Linked DNA regions of Homo sapiens: region 2 is linked to region 1. Evidence: read pairs that join two places in POLR2A ChIA-PET (ENCODE). Cell type or tissue: A673. All regions are shown on one strand. Links, peaks and the distances in the headings refer to the core of each region. The heading gives the core; the rest is flanking DNA.

Region 1 (10,555 bases), core at 2,516-7,515:
TTTTTCCCTCTTAGACCCCTGGCCTGTGATGGGAGGGGCTGCCCTGAAGATATCTGACATGCCTGGAGACATTTTCCCATTGTCATGGTGATTAGCATTTGGCTCCTAGTTGCTTATGCAAATTTCTGTAGCCAGCTTGAATTTCTCCCAAGGAATATATTTTTTCTTTTCTACTGCATTATCAGGCTGCAAATTTTCCAAACTTTTAAGCCCTGTCACCCTTTGAATGCTTTACTGCTTAGAAATTTCTTCTGCCAAATACCCTAAATCATATCTCTCAAGTTCAAATTTCCGTGGATCTCTAGGGCAGGAGCAAAATGCCTCCAGTCTCTTTGCTAAAGCAAAACAAGAGGCACATTTATTCCAGCTTCCAACAAGTTCTTCATCTCCATCTGAGACCAGTTCAGTCTGGACTTTATTGCCCATATCACTATCAGCATTTTGGTCAAAGACATTCAACAAAGTCTCTAGGAAGTTCCAAACTTTCCCACATTTTCCTGTCTCCTTCTGAGCCTTCCAAACTGCTCTAATCTCTGCCTATTACTCAGTTCCACAGTTGCTTCCACATTTTTGGATCTCTTTATAGCAGCATCCCACTCCTGGTACCAATTTACTATATTAGTTCATTGTCATGTTGCAATGAAGAAATGCCCAAGACTGGGTAATTTATAAAGGAAAGAGGTTTAATTGACTCACAGTTATGCATGTATGGTGAGGCCTCAGGAGACTTACAGTCATGGCAGAAAGGGAAGCAAATACGTTCTTCTTCACACAGCCGCAGGAGAGTGAAGTGCAGTGGGGAAAAGGCCCCTTATAAAACCGTCAGATCTCCTGAGAATGCACTCACTGTCATGAGAACAGCATGGGAAGACAGCCCCAATGATCTAATCTCCTTTCATGAGGTTCCCTCCCCCAAAATGTGGGAATTACAATTTGGATTAAAATTCGAGATGCGATTTGGGTGGGGACACAGAGCTAGGCCACTTCAGCTAAGGAATATGAACAGAGTCTAGAATTTGGAAAATGCAAGGAAACAGAATTTTTAGAATGTCCAGAAGGAATGTAATCCTGCTAACACCTTGATTTTAGACCAGTGAGACTCATTTTGGACATCTTACTTCCACAACTATAAAATAATAAGTCATGTTGTTTTTAGGACACTTATTATGTGGTAATTTCACGGTAACAGAAAACACACAGCTTTTTATTTATTTGTCTTCTTCTACGTTAACAGTATCACCACCTGTTTATCCATGCCAGTTACAAACCTCAGCATCATCTCCAAGTCTTTTCTTTCCCACATACCTTGTATAACATATGGACAAATCCAAAGGATATTCTTTCCTATCACTTGTATCCATTACTTGCACTCCATTAACTACAACATTATTAGTGTAATCATTTATCATTCCTTGACTGGGCTGTTGCAGTCATTTCTGGGATCATAGCTCACTCCATCTGTCAAGCTAATGTCAATGCTATTTTCTAAAGTTTTAAAATGTGATCAGAGCATGTCCCTGGGTCACAAACTAACAACAAATATAGCTTTTAAATAAATTTGTTTACCATAAGTATAATAAAATTTCTTATACTGCCTAAAAATTGTTCAAATCTCTGAGAACCTTTTGGATACCTAAATGCTCATTCCTGTAAATCTTATTTTTGCAACTTGAAATGGAGTGTTTCTCTTTACTTATCAAGTAATCTGAATGTTTTTCACCATTCTGTTTTTTTATATATATAATTTTTATTTCCCATTTTTTTCATCCTAGTTAAGATGACTATCATTTCATACCCAGTGTAGAAAAAAAATTTCTATGTTTTATTCATGTGTTTCTTAAAATTCAAAGAATAACTCCTAAACATTAGCCTCACTAAATCTACAGCCTTTCCTTACTGATTCTTTTCCCCAAATAGAAAAATTATCTGCATACTGTTAGTCAGTAACATGACACCAAATGCTTCTAGTCAAATATCACTGTGAAACTGGTTAACTGTGTTTAAAAATATTATTAGGGAGGCCGAGGCAGGTGGATCATGAAGTCAGGAGATTGAGACCATCCTGGCTACCACGGTGAAACCCCGTCTGTACTAAAAACACAAAAACTTAGCCAGGCGTGGTGGTGGGCGCCTGTAGTCCCAGCTACTTGGGAGGCTGAGCAGGATAATGGTGTGCACCCAGGAGGCAGAGCTGGCAGTGAGCTGAGGTCTCTCCACTGCACTCCAGCCTGGGCAACAGAGCAAGATTCCACCTCAAAAAAAAAAAAAAGAAAACACTAGTTAAATTTCAACCTCCATAATCTATGTTAATGAGACAGTATATTAATCATTCTAAGCTTACGAATTTTTTCTGTAGACAAGGATTTTTTTTTCACCAGTATAGATCCAATAAAACCATCATAGGACTAAAAAAGTCTTGACCACACTTTACTGGAAATGAAATACATGAACAACCTGCAGAAGATGATTATAATGTCCTTTTAGTGCTCTAGAAGTATCCCCCAACACTGACCTCAACAAATATCTTAATTCAGTTCAATGTTTTCTTTTTAAATGATTACTCTTGGCTCCTATAAATTATCATGTTTTATTTTATTAATTTAGGCTGTATTTCACAAATATACCTATAATACATTGAACTGTTTCAGGTAAAAAGAAGAGTCATTTCTCCTTCCATTAATTTACTTAAATCATTTGCAATTGCCAATATTTAAATATTTTTGATTGATAAAGTTTTCTATTTTATGGAGTTGAATATACCATTAAGTTTAATAACTTCATGCACCTACAATTGCAGATGCCTATTTGCCAATCTCCCCAATTTCTTAGTTTTCACACCCTTTTTGTACACTATTGTAAAACCAAAGTTTCACTTATATTACCTATGTACTCAAAAACTCATCACCAACGTGAGAAAATCACAAGTCAACCTCTCTTTGTCTACTCAAGTCATAAAAACCTTTGAAAGTGGAAATTATGTTTTATTTCTGTTTTCTAAGGTTTACATTTACTGAGATTTACATGGTATCTTCTCCGTTTTATACCAATAGAAATAGTACAGTGCTGTAATTACATCCTCGTACATAGGACAAATGTATTTGCTAATATATATCATGAACACATAAAACATAATTAAAATTACATACAGTCAACTGACTAGATTAAAATATAGGGAAAAGGTAGAAATAAAACAGGGAAGAGGTCGAATCTGGACATTACTGAGATATATGAACCAATGAACTCTTTCCACTAAATCAAATATCAGAATTCTATGAATGGTATAAATGAATTATGAAAAGATCAATTAAAAGAGTGTAAAATAATGAGATATTTACCCCACTGAGCATAGAGTTCATGGGCTGTTTAGTATATTGGAAATAATGGCAAGGACAAACTACTGATTTCTGTAGAAGGTTGGTAAATGTCCATAGATGAAATATTCTGATTCAGAGAAATGTACTTCAAAGAAACGTAGGTCATAGAATAAAGACATGAGGCAGGCAAACTAATATCTTATTGATCATATGGAGATAAAATAGCTTAATGGTTACAGTCTAAAAAAACTGGACTCAACGCTTATGTCTGGTTATGATTTTGTGACATTGAGAAAGTAGCTTGACATCTGTGTCTATCCCTTAAGAAATAATGGTAGTGATGGGTTTCATGAGAAATCAAAAAAGTTAAACTATTCACAATGATTTATATCTACATTGACATATTCTTGGAAAATGTCTTCAGTTAAAAGGTAATTATGCAAATTTTAGTCACATAAAATGGAAATGTAAGCTATATTTATATATGTTCAAAGGAGTATATATATACACACATAACCTTTCAGATCAGTGTAAGTGGTCCACTTACTAGCCCACCATTCATATAATGCTATATAATGAAAATGTGGAGAACAAAATAAAGAAATGCTGACATTAATGCATTTGGAGAGTAATGTGAATCCAGAAAATCTGAAATTAATTCACACAAAAGGTTTTCGAGCTGGATAGACTAAATAAATATGCAGTGCATAGTTTTCTATAGTGTGTTTCATATTTGTAATCAACATGTAATACCCCAATATAATGTAAATAGGACATAGATATTAGCACACATTAGAAGCAGGCAGCAGCCCCTCACATTGAGCATTTAGAAATGGATGAGAGATTTTTTCCCTCAAATCCAGTGACCTTTCAGATCTCAGATAACCAGCATTCTTGAAGTTATGATACTCAGTTGCCCCATTAATTTCATGTGGCTGTAAACTCTGTCTAGCATTGACTTCTTTGATATCAGACAAAAATCATCAATTTACGTGAATTTAAATATGTTTAGCTATTTGGAGATTCATCGGGGAGATTCCACACCAGAATGGGAAAGAATGGGTAACAAATCCACTTTAAACCATTAGAATAAATCTTACCGATAGAGAATTACACAAAAAAGTGAACTGTAAGTGATATAGCCAAAATGCAAGGACCTTTTTTTTCTTTGAAGAATGTCAAGCTGCTGATGACGTGCTGCTACTCTGAGCTTCACCCACACATGTTTTCCTGTCCCCGCCAGGGATTCACCTCTGAATATGCAAAATGATCATACAAGGCAAGCAAACTTGTGTGCCAAAGACCAGCTTTCTGAAGCGTGAAATGAAGCTGCCTTTAACTTATGTTCTTGTTTTTATATCTTTAGAGTCTTGTAGATAAGCGGGCTTCAAACTATTAGTTATTATTAATTTGTCTTTGATTTCTTCTAGTTTCTTAGAAAAATAATTCCTGATCTGGTTTTTAAATGTAATTTCTGATGTGTTTATAAAAGTTTGACTAGTGGTAAAACTGCAATCTTCTCAAGATACATTATAAAAATAAAATTTAAAGCAACTCAAATACCCTTTTTCAATACTAGTAAAAGTTATACAATTATTTGATAGATTTTATTTGTTTTTGTGTTTTACCTTAGAGAGGGCAGCAATGGATGAAAGTAAGTTCGGCCTAATAATGTATTTTTCCAAATATGATTTTTAAGAAATTGGTTTTCTGAGCTACTTCATAAATCTAAAAATATTTTCATTTATGTTAGCTACTTATTCTGACTTTAGTTTGAAATCTATGAACCACATGCAGATAAAAGTATATTTATTAATGTAGAAATTAAAAAGCTCATTTAAAAATGTATTCCTATTTTTCCGACTTTTCACTTGTCAAATAAGTGATTGGAGAATTTTTCAGTATCAAGCATAGTTTTGTGAAGATATCAATGAATGGGGAATTCATAGATGTTATAAAAACAGAAAAAATGCTTTTTAATCCTTCAACACTGTAAACACCAAATAGTTAAAAACACTTGCCACCTGTTTCTGTTACTCTCAGCTGTCTCCCCTGCCTCCTTCCTTTTTTCTCCAATGTTTGAATGCATATTCAAAGGTTTTGAATAATTAATCACACAGAACTGTTTTAAACATGCCTTTGTCCTGAGAGGCCTTTCAAATAATTAGCCCCTTTGCAAGTGTTCAAAGATGTAGCATATTATACTAAAATCATAATGTCTCCAAATTCTTTGCTTCTTTTTGCTTATGTATAATAACCCAATGTTTCTTTATTCCCAGTTGTTGAATAAAACATAGACAGAAGATGGCACTATTTCTTCATTGTTTAAAAAAGTACATATCAGCAAGTAATTTCTCCACTTTAAGTGAAAAATAAAATTTTAAAAGCTACCTGCAAGGGAAACACACAGGTTTATTAGAAAATGGAGGTAAGACTACATGGCATAAGGCATAATTTACTTGAATACTGGGATAGAAAGTAATTTAAAATTAAGCATGGAAAACTAAACAGTAATAATATACTTACTTTCCAATGAAATTATAGAAAAATAATGCAATATTTGTTATATAAGAAACACTTCTTTTGCTATATCCCACAAATTTTGATATGCTGTGTTTCCATTAACATTCAAATGTAAATTATAGTAATCTCTATTATTATTTCTTCTTTAACTTATGGACCATTTAGATATGTGCTGCTTGATTTCACATTTTGGGAGATTTTGCACACTTTATTTCTAATTTAAGTCTATTTTTTTCAGAAAATATAGAACAAAATTTCAAATACTTTTAATTTATTGAGACTTGTTTTATGGTTCAGCATATTGTTTATATTGATGAATGTAATGAATACTTGATAAGAATTTGTATTTTGCAGTGTGGTATAAATTGTTTAATGTCAATTAGGTAAAATTGTTTGATCAAATCTTTTTTATTTTTACTGATTTTTACCTACTTGTTCTCTTATTCACTAAGATTAAAATCTCTATGACTGTTTTGTCTCTTTCTCCCTTTACTTTTGCCACTTTTTGTGTATTAAAATATATTATTACATTTATTCATAAAAAAAAGAAAAAAAGAAAAAAATCACCGTCATAGGTGATATAAAGAGACTGGCGTGGTGCCAGCAATCTCTCTTTGGAGTTTGTGTCCCATCTTTGCTTTTATGATTAATGAGACCTTAGACAAGTTATTTTTCTTGGAATCAAAATGGAGGTAATAAATACTTATTTTCTTTTCTGATTAAGTAAAAACATAATAAGAGTTCAACTGATAGCTATTGTTTTACCATACTATAATATAAACTTTGTGTGGGGCAAAGACAAATTTTTGTGTTTTATCACAATATTATCAACATTTAGCACAATGTTTGACATTCGGTAGACATATGGAAACTGCACTTAAGGAGTTGTTATGATGGCTACTATCAAAAAGACAAGAGAGAACAAGTGTTGAAGAGGGTGTGGAAATAAAAGGAATCCTTGTATACTGTTGGTGGGAAGGTAAATTAGTACAGCCATTACGGAAAACAGTATGGAGTTTTGGAAAAAAATTAAAAGTAGAACCACCACATGATCCAGCCATTCCACTTCTGGGTATAAAGTATAAGGGAATGAAATCTGTATGTCAAAAATATATGTGCACTGTCGTGTTCATTGTAACACTATTCACAATAGCAAAACTATGGATTCAACCTAAGTGTCCATCATCAGATGAATAGTTAAAGAAAATATAGAGTATATAGACAACAGAATACTATTCAACCTTTAAAAAGGAGGACATCCTGTCCTTTGGGACGACAGAGATGAACCTGGAGGACAGTATGCTAAGTAAATGAAGCTAGGCACAGAAAGACAAATACCGTATGATCTCACATGTGATGTCTGAAAAAGTAGAACTTAAAGGAGACAGTAGAATGGGGCCAGGGATGGAGTTGAAGGAATTAAGAAAATCTTGATCAAGGGATACAAAATTTCAGTTAGACGGAAGGAATAAGTTCGATATCTACTGTACAACATGGTGATTATTGTTCATAACAATGCATTTAACTTCACACTTAAACACTGCTAAAAGAGTAAATTATATACATTGTCATCACAAAAATATGATAAGTATGTGAGATAATAGATATATTATTTAGGCTGATTTAGTCATTCTGCAATGTTCAACATCATATAAAAACATCCTATTGTACATCATTAATATTTGTAATTTGTATTTGTAAAAAAATTAAAAATTAACAAATGCACATGGTAAGTTAATAAGCCAGCAGTTTCTTCCAAGAGCCAGTACAACTAAAAACTACATTATTACATCATCTGAAAAACTTTACATAAACTGGAATTTCTAATTTTCCTAATAAAATTTATCAATCTAGCAAATATTTAACCAGAAAAAAAAGTTGCATAAGTATTAAAACAAACAGAACTTAAATCGATTGTGTATTTGCTTTAAATGGCTTTCAAAGAAGCCATTACTGTTAAAATGAAGCTCTTAGAAGCAGTTTATGAATAATAACAATAACAAGGAATCCTAAGAGGTAGATGTTATCTTACTCATTTTTGTAATTACAGCTCAACAGTATTACACAAAATAGATGATTATGTCTGAAAATAAAACAAGGAAAAAAGTTTTGTCCCTGTGAGATTGTCCGTATTTACAAACTTAAGACAAGTTACTTGAATCCAATTTACACTGATTAAACATGTGTATTTGAAATCATCACATGTAAAAATGAGAACTCACCCTTTTAGTCTTAACTCCAGAGGAAACTTCAATCTTTTTTTTTTCTTTCTTTCTTTCTTTTTTTTCTTTCTTTCTTTCTTTTTTTTTTTTTTTGTGAGACGGAGTCTCGCTCTGTCGCCCAGGCTGGAGTGCAGTGGTGCGATCTCGGCTCACTGCAAGCTCCGCCTCCCGGGTTCACGCCATTCTCCTGCCTCAGACTCCCGAGTAGCTGGGACTACAGGCACCCGCCACTACGCCTGGCTAATTCTTTTGTATTTTTAGTAGAGACCGGGTTTCACTATGTTAGCCAGGATGGTCTCGATCTCCTGACCTCGTGATCCGCCCGCCTTGGCCTCCCAAACTGCTGGGATTACAGGCGTGAGCCACCGCGCCCGACTGCCAACTTCAATCTGAAAAACAAAAATTGCAAATACATGTTTACAAAGGATATTGAGTAAACATCAATTTTCTCTTGTTGGGCATATATCTAGCCTTTATTTCCCCAGTCTCTCTTGATGTTAGGTTGGGCTATATGACTAGTTCTAGACAATGGAATGTGGATAGAAGTCATATGTGTTATTATTATGTGATGATTTTTAAGAAATAGATGTGTTCCATAGTGGAGTACCAAGGGCACAGTGGTGGTTGAGCTCCACCTAGTAGGGCGAAATTTTTTATCACTGTTATGTTTGCAATTGCCATTGAAAAGCCTTTCTCATTATTTCCACTAGCAAAACGCTAATAGAAGAAAAAAGGCAGTGGAGTCTTAATAATAGAAAATTAGAAGATAGAAAAAAATCTAGTTACCTGGATTGTGGAGGTAATTCACTGTAAACCAGGAAAACAAGATTTAGACAGGTGAGTGAAAAATACATTTTTTTCGTGTTTGAACATTATAGGTGGTTGGATCTATTTTGTCTAGCAGTTCACATTACCCAAACCAACGCCATAAGGAAATAGTGATATGAAGTCCAGAAAACGTACACAACGTATTACTTACTGTAGCCCTTTTAAAACCAGTTTCTCTGCAGCTTCACATTTCTATGTTCCTGCTTTTCACTGTCTTTACTAAGTAAAGTGTTTATTGGCTGGAAAATAATCTAGTATTATTATTTGTTTCTCTGACCTTCACTAAGCTAAAAGAAGGAACGTTTGCTTATTTGACTTCAACTAGTAAGAGTTTTATCAAGAGGGGAGATGAAACGTTTTTGTCCAGCTGATTATCTATATATATATATAGCAGGCATGTAATTTCACATAAATACTTTTATTCCTAAATAAACAATACAGATATTAAAGACTGCATACTGCTAAAGTGTTGCTATATTTTACACAAATATATCTATTTTTATATCTCTCTGATGGATAGGTCCATCTCTTAAGCCCTTCTTAGGTTTATTTCATTTTTAATGTCAACCTTAATGAAGAAGTTAGGGACAGGGAACTGCTGCATGACATTAAATTGATAGTAGCTACTTCTACCTTCCGTATATGTGATGGTGGTGGTGGTTGGGGAGGGGGTGGTTGTAGGGAATGGCATTATTCATCTCAGTGGGAAGAAATACTATATTGCTTTTCCCTTTCAGTACAGAGCATTAGTGTACGTGAGAAGGAAGAATTAGAAATTCCCAAGTCACTGCTAATTGTTTACAGCTGAAGGGTAGAAGCTGGAGTGGATGATTCATAGCAAAACATATTAATTAGTCTTGGATAGTGAAGAAAGGAAGGAAAACCACGAGGAAGCAGGGAGTACAAAGTGATATGCTTTGCATAATAAAGTTAGTGAAAATGAGGTGTAGCAGTGGAGCAAAAGGAGCATGCAATTTCTAAAAGGAGAGGAGCTGTATAAACTGAAATAAACTTTAATATTATATTATAAACAATGATTTTTGAATGCAATTTTTTTGTGGGAAAAGAAGCTGTTTATTCCACCTCTGCCTCACCCCATCCCAATGCCATTTTCTTCCTCTATTATTTTTTAAATTTCAGTTTAAATCATATATTGCTAAAAAATGTATACACTCAAGGTGTACAATGTAATTTTTTGATATATGTATACATTGTGTAGTGATTACCACTGTCAAATTAATTAACATATCCATCACTACCTGTAATTACCACTGGTGCATATATGTGTGTGGGGGGGATGGTAAGAGCACTTAAGATTTACTCTGTTAGCAAATTTTAAGTAAACAATGCAGGATTATTAACTGTAGTCATCATGTTGTACATGTCAGAACTTGAACCCAAAGGTGGGAGATAGAAGCTCTGATGTCTAAGGGCAGGAAAAGATAGATGTTCTATCTCAAGAAGTGAGAAATAACCTGTCCTTTTTTGCCTTTTTATTCTATTTCTCCTTCAACAGATTGGATGATGCCTGCCCACACTGATGAGGGTGGATATTTTTTAACTCAGTCTATTATTTTAAATGCTAATCTTTTTTGGAAACACACCCACAGACATACACAGAAATAATATTTTGTCATCTATCTGGGCATCCCATAACCTAGTCAACTT
Region 2 (10,555 bases), core at 2,810-7,809, 64 kb before region 1:
CTATCAAAACAAACAAACCCTGTAGAAATAGAGTAATAAAAATACCAAACACCTAGAAACCTATGATCATAAAATTATTGTGGTCTAATATTTAATTTAAATCTGAGCTCTCCAGCAGACACAGTGACACTTTCACCCCCTCAATCTCCAAGATAAGAAAACATGGGGATAGAATCCCTACTGTTAAACATTGACTCTATCAGCTCCTCAAGGAACAGTGCTTCCCCTAAACAAACTTTATACACAATAAAGGATGATGCCTTCACCAGATTGATCAACTCTTAGTCTTTCTGTTTTCAAGAATTCATTACATTCTAAAGTAAATATATGGCCTTTAATTTTTTTTATTATACTCTAAGTTCTAGGGTACATGTGCACAACGTGCAGGTTTGTTACATATGTATACATGTGCCATGTTGGTGTGCTGCACCCATTAACTCACCATTTACATTAGGTATATCTCCTAATGCTATCCCTCCCCATTCCCCCCACCCCACGACAGGCCCCAGTGTGTGATAGTCCTCACCATGTGTCCAAGTGTCCTCATTGTTCAATTCCCACCTATGAGTGAGAACATGCGGTGTTTGGTTTTCTGTCCTTGCGATAGTTTGCTCAAAATGATGGGTTTCCAGCTTCATCCATGTCCCTACGGCCTTTAATTTTTTAAAAAAATTACTACAGGATCAAAATTATGGAAAGTCAAGCACTTACACAAACTACTTATACACAGCTTAGATATCCTTATGAATTGTACAACTCTTCTCGGGACTGTGTTTTTAGAAGTCACGCCCTTTCTGTATTATGTTTTTTTTTTAAAAATTTACATTATGAACTTGCAAGTATAATAATCCTTACTTGTAATTCAGTCACATAACTCTTTAATAACTTCCTTTATGAATGCATTTATGCCATTAATTTTCGTCACCACAAGGCAGAATTTAGTATCTAAGAAAGCACAAAGCCAGAGAAAAGTTACAATGTCATATTCCTAGGGATATCTTTATAAAGCTAAACAGCTAACTTTAACAAATGAAAGAAGAAAAAGCTTCCACTGTTTTCTTCACTCTGCCTGTCCCAGTATGCAGGTGACCCTGACACAGCCGTTTCCTTCTGTCCAGGATATTAATTATGTCGCACCTCCATTGTATAGGTTCTCTCTCCATTGTCTTCTTTTTATCTAGTATGTGTTTTCTGAAAATATTTTACTCTTCCATTTTTTGCTATAGTTTTTCATTTTTTGCTTTCTCCCCCACCCAGTTTACTTAATTTGTACGTTACATGATTTTACATGTCTTTTGGATTGATAATTCCATCACTGAAATGTAACTAAATTCAAACCTTCCACTGTCCATCATAGCCATTTTTTTTTCCTAATTTATCCAGAAGCATTCGAAGTAAACCTGTGATATATATTAAACAAATACTGTCATATATATTAAACAACAGATGTTATAGTATTTATTCCTAAAGTCCTCTAAATTTACCTCATAAGCTCTTTTTATAGGAGGGAAAACTTTCCTTCAAAGAGTGTAAGTTTTATTTTTATTTTTATTTTTTTAGTTTTACAAGCTTTTTATTAGTTGAAAAACATGTAGAAACACAGACCCAGATTTTTGTACAACTAAGAAATACAAAACCATTTGCAATTGACTTTTTTGTAATGGATACCAACAAGGATGACAACTTGTCTTACCACAGATGCACTAAGTAGTTAAGTTCCTTTCCCTCCTCTTCTCAAAAATTAAAACTGTACATAGGTTTATCTAAAATGTGTTAATTTTGCCTCTGTTTTTAAAAACTTATCTAAAGATTGAAGAGTGATCTAAGCTCAGATCATCGTATGAAATTAGAACCAGGAGATGACTGACTACCTTGGACTGTATTTAAATACATAAAAGCTGCTATTCTTTCTTTTTACATTTATAGTCAAAGCTCAAAAGGACACATTCAAGAGTGAGAGAGAGAGAGAAAGAGGGAAAAAGGCTTTCAGAACTTTAAATATCTGTGAATAGTCAGCGCTTAGAGATAAAGACAGACTCAAAAATAATGACCTTTAGTACCTAATGTTAAATGACGAGTTAATGGGTGCAGCACACCAGCATGGCACATGTATACACATGTAACTAACCTGCATGTTGTGCACATGTACCCTAAAACTTAAAGTATAATAAAAACAAACAAACAAACAAACAAAAAGAGTGTAAGTTTTAAAAGTTAAGTTGGGATCTTTATCTCAGTTGCATTTCATTCTAGTCTCCAGATCATTTTATTAAACAAGCTTCATATCGTTACCCTGAATTACATAACTGAAAGTCACAGATTTTTGTCTTCTTATCAGGTCTCATGTGTCCTATGTGTACAGGTGTCCCTTTTATATTCTAGCAGAGTGACTTATGCAGATGAATTAAGTGTTTTTGCAAAATTCTCCTGTTACTTCAGTTTCAACTCTTTCACTTAGATGTGAGATGTCTGCTCAAAATTCTCCAACATATATACAGAATTTTTGCACCTATTAAGAGTCAATAGACCTTTTCTCTACCTCAAAGTAAAGCAGAGCATGACAGATTCAGTTGCAACTTTGGCGTCTCTACTCCTAAAGTGAGCATAGTAAAGAGTTATTAAAGAAATATCCGGGGGAACAAAACTAGGTGATCTTGCAATCTTGTAATGGCTCAATTCCCTAAACCCAGATGATGGGCTTTGAGATTCTTTATACAAATAGCTTTACAGAAATTCATGCACTGCTATATGGATCAGCTAGGCCCCTGAGCTAGTAATAAAACTACCACCAGAGGAGTAATAAGAATAGGAGGCCACAGACACAGGAGATCTTAAAAGTAAATACTTAATATGTCTGGCATTTAGTATTTAACAGCAACTACTAAAAGTTATCAGGATGCACTGGGCTTTATGCTTAAATAATATTACAATTGTATTACAATCATGTGTTTGTGTTACTATCTCACTATGCAGTAGGCTCCTCTGTAATTACTGACTTTTGTATCTTCAATGTCTAATACAACAACTAGTAAATCATAGTTGACAAATAAATGTTTGGATGAAATTCACAACTAACTAAATTTTGAGTAGCCCCTCTTTTGGGTTAGCTCATCTAGTTATCCTGTTCTAGTCTTCAGCTAAAATTATTCTTGCTTATTTTTTATGGTGCAAACTGTTTTTTCTTCCTCTCTGGAGAATCTCTTGAAAAAAAAAACTAACAAATTTTCTTTTCATTTATTCATATTCTCTTCTGAAGCAAGTACAATCATGTAGCGTAAGTCTCCAATTTTGTCTATAACATTCGCTGTAATGTTTTGATATACTAGGAGATTCATTTTCTTCATGTACTTTGACAATGCTAGCAAATAGCATATGTTCACTGAATCGTTGATGAGGTAACAAAAGTTTGATGATAAAGCGAGCCACAGTTATCATCAAGCTTTTCACTTTATACTCTTTTAAATCTTTTGCCTGTTGTAGCATCAGGCCTTATTACCTATTAACAATAGGTTAAAAAATTCTTATAATTTGCAAATAACATTTTACCATCAATTAACCATAATCCCATATATAAGTAAATCTGTGAAAATGGAAATGTTGATATCAGATATATCAATATTTTCTTTATGTCATTTTGCCTATAAAATGTCATTATTCCACTATATTACCATTTAAAGGATTTATTTAGTTTTTTAATAGCTTATTTTTGAGAAGCTTTAGCGTCACAGCAATTGAGCAAAAATGCAGAGATTCTCATTTACTGTGTCCCCACAAATATGCAGCCTCTTCCATTATCAACATCCCACAGCACCCGAGTGGGACATTTGTTACAATCAATGAACCCAACCTGACACTTCATTATCCCCAGAGTTCATAACTGATGTTAGGGTTTACTCTTGGTATTGTACCATGTATGAGTCTAGACCATTGTACTCTGTATGTGTCCACCATAGTAGTATCATACAGAATAATTTCACTGTCCTAATAATCTTCTGTGCTCCAGCTATTCATCCCCTGCCTTCCCCATGGTTTCCCTCTGGAAACTGTGATCTTTTGAATATCTCCTTAGTCTTGCCTTTTCCAGAATGTCAAATAGTTAAAAGTATACAGGAGATAGACTGTTCAGATTGGCTTCTATCACTTAGTAATATGCATTTAAGTTTCCTCCATGTCTGTTCATGGCTTGACAGCTCATTTATTATGAATCTTGAATACATAACTAAATCCTTCATTTTTGGCTATACCATGAGTTATGTATCCATTCACCTATTGAAGGGCATGCTGGTTGCTTCCAAGTTTTAGCAGTTATGATAAGGCATTTATAAATATCTGTGTGCAGGTTTTTGTGTAGACATAATTTTTAAATTAATTTGCACACTGCTGGTAGGAGGGAAATTGATACAACCACTTTGGAATATTGTTTGCCTGTAACTTATGAAGTTGAACATATGATAATCTATAAGCCAGCAATTCCACTTCTGCATACATATGCAACAGAGACACATACAAATAAACACTAAAAACAAGTATTAGAATGTTCCTAGGAACATTAATAGTAATATCTCCAAAGTAGAAAGAACTCACATAATAACAGTAGAATGAATAAATAAATACTAAACAGCTGTACTGTCCAATACAGTAGCCACTAGCCACATGTGACTACTGAATATTTGATCTGTTTGCCTCTTATTTTGCCAATACCACACTGTCTTCATTTGCTGCAGCTCTTCTGTTTGCCTTGGTATGCCTTCCAGGTCTCTGAAATAAAGTTTATAACTTACATTTACTTGTGACACTTTGCCTGTATTGAATCTTTTAAAGCTAACAAAACACACTTTGTAGATAAAGAGACTGAGACTTAGGAAGGTTACGGGTGTCTCAGGGTGTCAGAACTGGTTTGTGTTGGAGTTAGCTCCTGGATAAGGATCTAGCTTCCTCTGTCTCCCTGGCTTATGATCTTTCTCTGCCCTTCCTCCTGAAAGAAACTTTCCTGACAGTTGTTCATTCTCTGGGAGCCAGGGTAGCTCTGATATCAAAATGTAGTGTAAAATTAATGGTGTATTATTTTACACTTTCCTGTATAACATTCACATTAAGTACTTTGGCCCAGAAAAAGGTGTACAATGTTTCACATGGGGTCGGTGAAAGAGAAAGCTTTTTAGCAGATAGCTTTGCTATGTGAGATGATCTTCTTAATATAGGAGGCATAAAAGCAAAACAAAAAAACTGATGGTTCTGCTGACAAAAAGATAATTTTACATTTTATAAGGAATTTTTTTTATTATATTTTAAATTTTCGGGTACATGTGAACAATGTGCAGGTTAGTTACATATGTATACATGTGCCATGTTGGTGTGCAATAGGAACACTTTTACACTGTTGGTGGGACTGTAAACTAGTTCAACCATCGTGGAAGTCAGTGTGGCAATTCCTCAGGGATCTTGAACTAGAAATACCATTTGACCCAGCCATCCCATCACTGGGTATATACCCAAAGGATTATAAATCATGCTGCTATAAACACACATGCACATGTATGTTTATTGCAGCACTATTCACAATAGCAAAGACTTGGAACCAAGCCAAATGTCCAACAATGATAGACTGGATTAAGAAAATGTGGCATATATACACCATGGAATACTATGCAGCCATAAAAAATGATGAGTTCATGTCCTTTGTAGGGACATGGATGAAGCTGGAAACCATCATTCTCAGCAAACTATCTCAAGGACAAAAAACCAAACACCGCATGCTCTCACTCATAGGTGGGAATTGAACAATGAGAACACATGGACACAGGAAGGGGAACATCACACACCGGGGCCTGTTGTGGGGTGGGGGGAGGGGGGAGGGATAGCATTAGGAGATATACGTAATGTTAAATGACGAGTTGATGGGTGCAGGAAATTGTTTTTATGCAAGCACATTTGCATAAAGTATAGTTTTGTAACAGTGTCCTTTAGAACTTACCATATCTAATTTGTCTGATGTCATGCCCTCAATTTGCACAAATACAAACAGGTTTCTTCAGTAGAAATTTTGCTCTATTTTGGCAGTAACTGGAATGCATTGTGTTTAGCTCTAATATTATTTGATTTTTTAAATATTCAATATGGAAAAGTCTGCAAAATTTTATAATCTTTGAAGACCAAATATGTGTGCCTTCTGACTTGCCCCCTTGTATATTTTAGATTAATTGCTTTATCTAAGTCTTCTTAGTACTAATGTTAGACTGTATAATTATGTTTTTTTAAAATGTATTGGCTTTTATTTTGTTTTAATATTATATATATACACACACAATCATATACATAAAATACTGTATATTATATATGTATGCATAGACACATACATGCATAGACATAGATACATGCCTTATACAAAATCTTAAAGGATAAATATAACTTGAGTAAATATCTGCTATTCAGTTATAGCTCCTTTCTCTCTGGGATTCCCTGGTGTGCCCCACTCCAAAGATAATAATCGTCATTCTCCTCGGGGAACCCATCATTGTGGTTTTAGTGCTAATCATTCTCTTGTTTTTCTTTTCTTTTCTTTTCTTTTTTTTTTTTTTTTGAGACAGAGTCTCGCTCTGTTGCTCAGGCTGGAGTGCAGTGGCGTGATCTCGGCTCGCTGCAACCTCCGCCTCCCAGCTTCAAGCAATTCTCCTGCCTCAGCCTCCCAAGTAGCTGGGACTACAGGCGCCCACCACCATGCCCAGTTAATTTTTTTTTTTTTTTTTTTTGTATTTTTAGTAGAGACGGGGTTTCACCATGTTAGCCAGGATGGTCTTGATCTCCTGACCTCGTGATCCGCCCGCCTCGGCCTCCCAAAGTGCTGGGATTGCAGGCATGAGCCACCGCGCCCGGCCTCTTGTTTTTATTTTCAATATCATTGTTTATTCCTAAACGATGTTGTCCAATGGTTACATCTAGTGACTGAGAAATAAATTGTTTTGTTTATCATATATTTCCAGTATGTCGTTTTCAACATAATAGGAGGAAGAGTGAATTGATTTGTCAGTTGAATAATCATTTTGGACAAATCGTATAATAGAGCACTGTATTCTCTTTGACATTTTGTTGAGTGACATTGTACAGTGAGGTACCTCCCATTCATATGCGCTTAGGTATATGAAACAAAATTTCTCAATGTTACATTAGTAAAAACTGAAATTATGGAGATACTTAGTTCTGAAGCCTGTGTCACGCTAACAGGAATTGATAGCCATATAGGACCAAATGAACTATTGACAATTAGGATTCATTTACCTTTTTTTTGTTGTTGTTTGTTTTTTAGTTTCACTCTTGTTGTCCAGGCTGGAGTGCAGTAGTGCAATCGCAGCTCACTGCAACCTCTGCCTCCCGGGTTCAAGCAATTCCCGTTCCTCAGCCTCCTGAGTAGCTGGGATTAAAGGCATGTGCCATCATGCTAGCTAATTTTGTATTTTTATTAGAGACGGGGTTTCTCCATGTTGGTCAGCCTGGTCTCGAACTCCCAACCTCAGGTAATCCGCCCGCCTCGGCCTCCCAAAGTGCTGGGATTACAGGCGTGAACCACCACGCCAGGCTCATTTACCTTTGTAAGTGGTGTGCAGTTCTAAAATGTTTAGGCATTGATAATCTATAATCATATATAAAGTTACGTAATATATTTATGTTATGATCAGCAGTCTACATTAATAACTAAAATGACACCTCAAACCAAAATAATGTTTGGTTTCATAATACTAAATGTCTTATGGGGCAAGAATTTAAAAAAAATTTTTTTCACTTCACATTCATATTTTACGTATCTGGTAGCAAAAAATATTTAAAATTGTCATCGAAAATAATTACAATTATCTAATATTTTACTGTGGTATAGAATTCTCTGAAAGAAGTAGAATGAAATTGTGAGCTCAAGAAGAAAAAGGGTCATTATAAAATTTCTAACTGTTAAAGAACCGCATGTTCTCACTCATAGGTGGGAATTGAACAATGAGAACACATGGACACAGGAAGGGGAACATCACACTCTGGGGACTGTTGTGGGGTGGGGGGAGGGGGAGGGATAGCATTAGGAGATATACCTAATGCTAAATGACGAGTTAATGGGTGCAGCACACCAGCATGGCACATGTATACATATGTAACTAACCTGCACATTGTGCACATGTACCCTAAAACTTAAAGTATAATAATAATAAAACAAAATAATAAAATAAAATAAAATTTCCAACTAAAAAAAAGAAAAATACTTTTTAAATTAAAATTAATTTTTGTGGTGTTTTGATATACAATAGCAAATTTTTAATATTAATGATTACATGAATATATTATTTTATAATATTTACAATTATGTGAAAATTGTACAATATTTAATTTCTTAAGCTTAGAACAGTTCATTTTAGAGAGAAACCATAAAAATGTGAAGGAAGGCACACAGCTTTAAAATATTTTATGTGGATATGTGATTATGAAATCTTGGCCGGGTACGGTGGCTCATGCCTGTAATCCCAGCACTTTGGGAGGCTGAGGCAGACAGATCACTTGAGCTCAGGAGTTCAAGACCAGCCTGGCCAATATGGTAAAATCCTGTCTCTACTAAAAATTAAAAAAAAAAAAATAGCCAGGCATTGTGTCAGGCGCCTGTAATCCCAGCTACTCAGGAGGCTGAGGCAAGAGAATCACTTGGACCCGGGAGGTGGAGGTTGCAGTGAGCCGAGACTGCGCATTGCATTCCATACTGGGCAAGAAGAGTGAAACTGCGTCCAAAAAAAAAAAAAAAAAAAAAAAAAAAAAAAAAAAAAAAAATACTTAAGGCCACTAATCTAATCATATGATTCAAATTTCACAAAAGTAAGTATCCTGTTTTCAATTAGTCTACTGTAGTTTTAAATTTTAAAATCATTGTTTAAAAATGTGAGAAAGTCTTTTTCATACCCCAATCTTAACTCTATAAGCAATCTAACCAAGACTGGCATTATTTAAAGTCTGTTTCATTTGTCGTTTCTTCTAATGATGGAAGTGACCTGTTCCAAGCATTTAGCTTAATCTTCTTCTTTCAGTTTTCTGAGTCTCCTCAAATGAGTGGTAAATTTCTTTTTCGGCTCATAATTGTACATCCCAGTGGTTTTCAAGTAATGTGGGACTGCCAAAGAATGGAAAATCTAGTAAAGGTGACAAAATACTAGTTTCAGCTAGTGGGGTCTACTTGAGTAAAAGGAAGCAAAACCTTGATTTCTGTGTTGAAATGTTAACCCAAAACACCGAAATTCCATGCTCTAGCCTCTCCTCCCCTCGTTCTCAGTTACCTGCTCATGCTCCTATCCTCGACTACCCAAGGGTTCAGTTCTCACTCAGTCGCACAGCCGTGGAAGCACATTATCCTTCAAGTCCAGTTTGATTTTATGTTCACTACGGTGAACGGAATTCAGCAGTCATAGATCTCAGGTGTTACAGCTCCTCATTAAGCAAACTCTCAGGCCTCTGTCTGCTGAATTCCTGAAAAATAGTAAAATGTTAGGCTTTGCTCCAGGACTTAAATGGAAGCAAATCTACACTGTCATGTAGGCTTGACGTGCTACCAAAAAAAAAAAAAAAAAAAAAAACACTGTTATAGAGGCAGCCCTCTGCATCTGTGGTTTCCACATCTGTGGATTCAACCAACTGCAGATTGAAAATATTTAGAAAAATAATGAATGATTGCATCTGTACTGAACATGTACAGACCTTTGTTCTTGTCGTTATTCCCTAAACAATGCAATATAACAACCATTTACATAACACTTACATTATACAAGGTATTATAAGTAATCTATAGATGATTTAAAATATAAAGAGGATGCGCATAGGTTATATGCAAATGCTACACCATTTTACAGCAAGAACTAAATATCAGTGGATTTTGGTATCCTAAGGAGATACTGTGGGAAATAATCCCCTGAGTATACCCAGGGGTGAGTATACCTGAAATCTAGATCAATATCCCTGGGGCACCTATAGTTATTGATGTTCCAAAATTGCAAATTATTTGTATTATTTTACATACTAAGTGAGTGATAAGAAAACATAATGGATATATGCTAAAGTTCTTATCTAACTTATGTTATTTTAAACATACTTAAACCTAAAGAAAAATAGAAAGTGTTTCTCAATTCCTTTTATGAGTATGATGCAAATTCATTGCCAAATTTTAAAAGCTGGTGTAGAAGTTAAAACTATAAACCAATTTAACAATGAATTGAGATGAAAAAGTTTTCATTCAAAGATTACAAAAATCATTTGTAGTTAAGTGCATAAAAAAACAGAAAACTAATCTAACACAGAGATCTGATTGTCTAATAGGAAACACACAAATCAGAGACTTTCACAGTAGTGAGCTTTACTGACAATTACACGGATGCAAACAAACAAAATTCAGAGAGAGGCTTTGCACATCCTCCTGACTCCACAAGCTGTTCCTTCTCACATTGGACACATGCTGTGTTCCCATTGGAACACATGCTATCAGACTCAAATAAAAGAGATCTTTAAATGAGGATTATAGGTCACCCAACAGGACAGGCTT

What was found. Peaks named below come from ENCODE experiments on the same cell type or tissue, not always from the same donor. Only the 100,000 strongest peaks of a DNase experiment are listed, where the experiment ranks them.
Region 2: POLR2A ChIA-PET joins it to region 1 with 5 read pairs; 2 of 35 experiments call an interaction of 5 or more read pairs at or near these places.

The regions. Positions count from the first base shown.
Region 1 is chr21:23,689,646-23,700,200 of GRCh38, reverse strand. No RefSeq gene overlaps it. Among named protein-coding and RNA genes, the nearest start is that of D21S2088E, 310 kb to the right of the region's middle. In A673, for the core only: a CTCF peak has its summit at 5,414; a DNase peak (open chromatin) is centred at 4,550; H3K4me3 peaks cover 353 bases; H3K27ac peaks cover 1,416 bases.
Region 2 is chr21:23,754,251-23,764,805 of GRCh38, reverse strand. No RefSeq gene overlaps it. Among named protein-coding and RNA genes, the nearest start is that of D21S2088E, 370 kb to the right of the region's middle. In A673, for the core only: no CTCF peak of the experiment used is centred there; no DNase peak of the experiment used is centred there.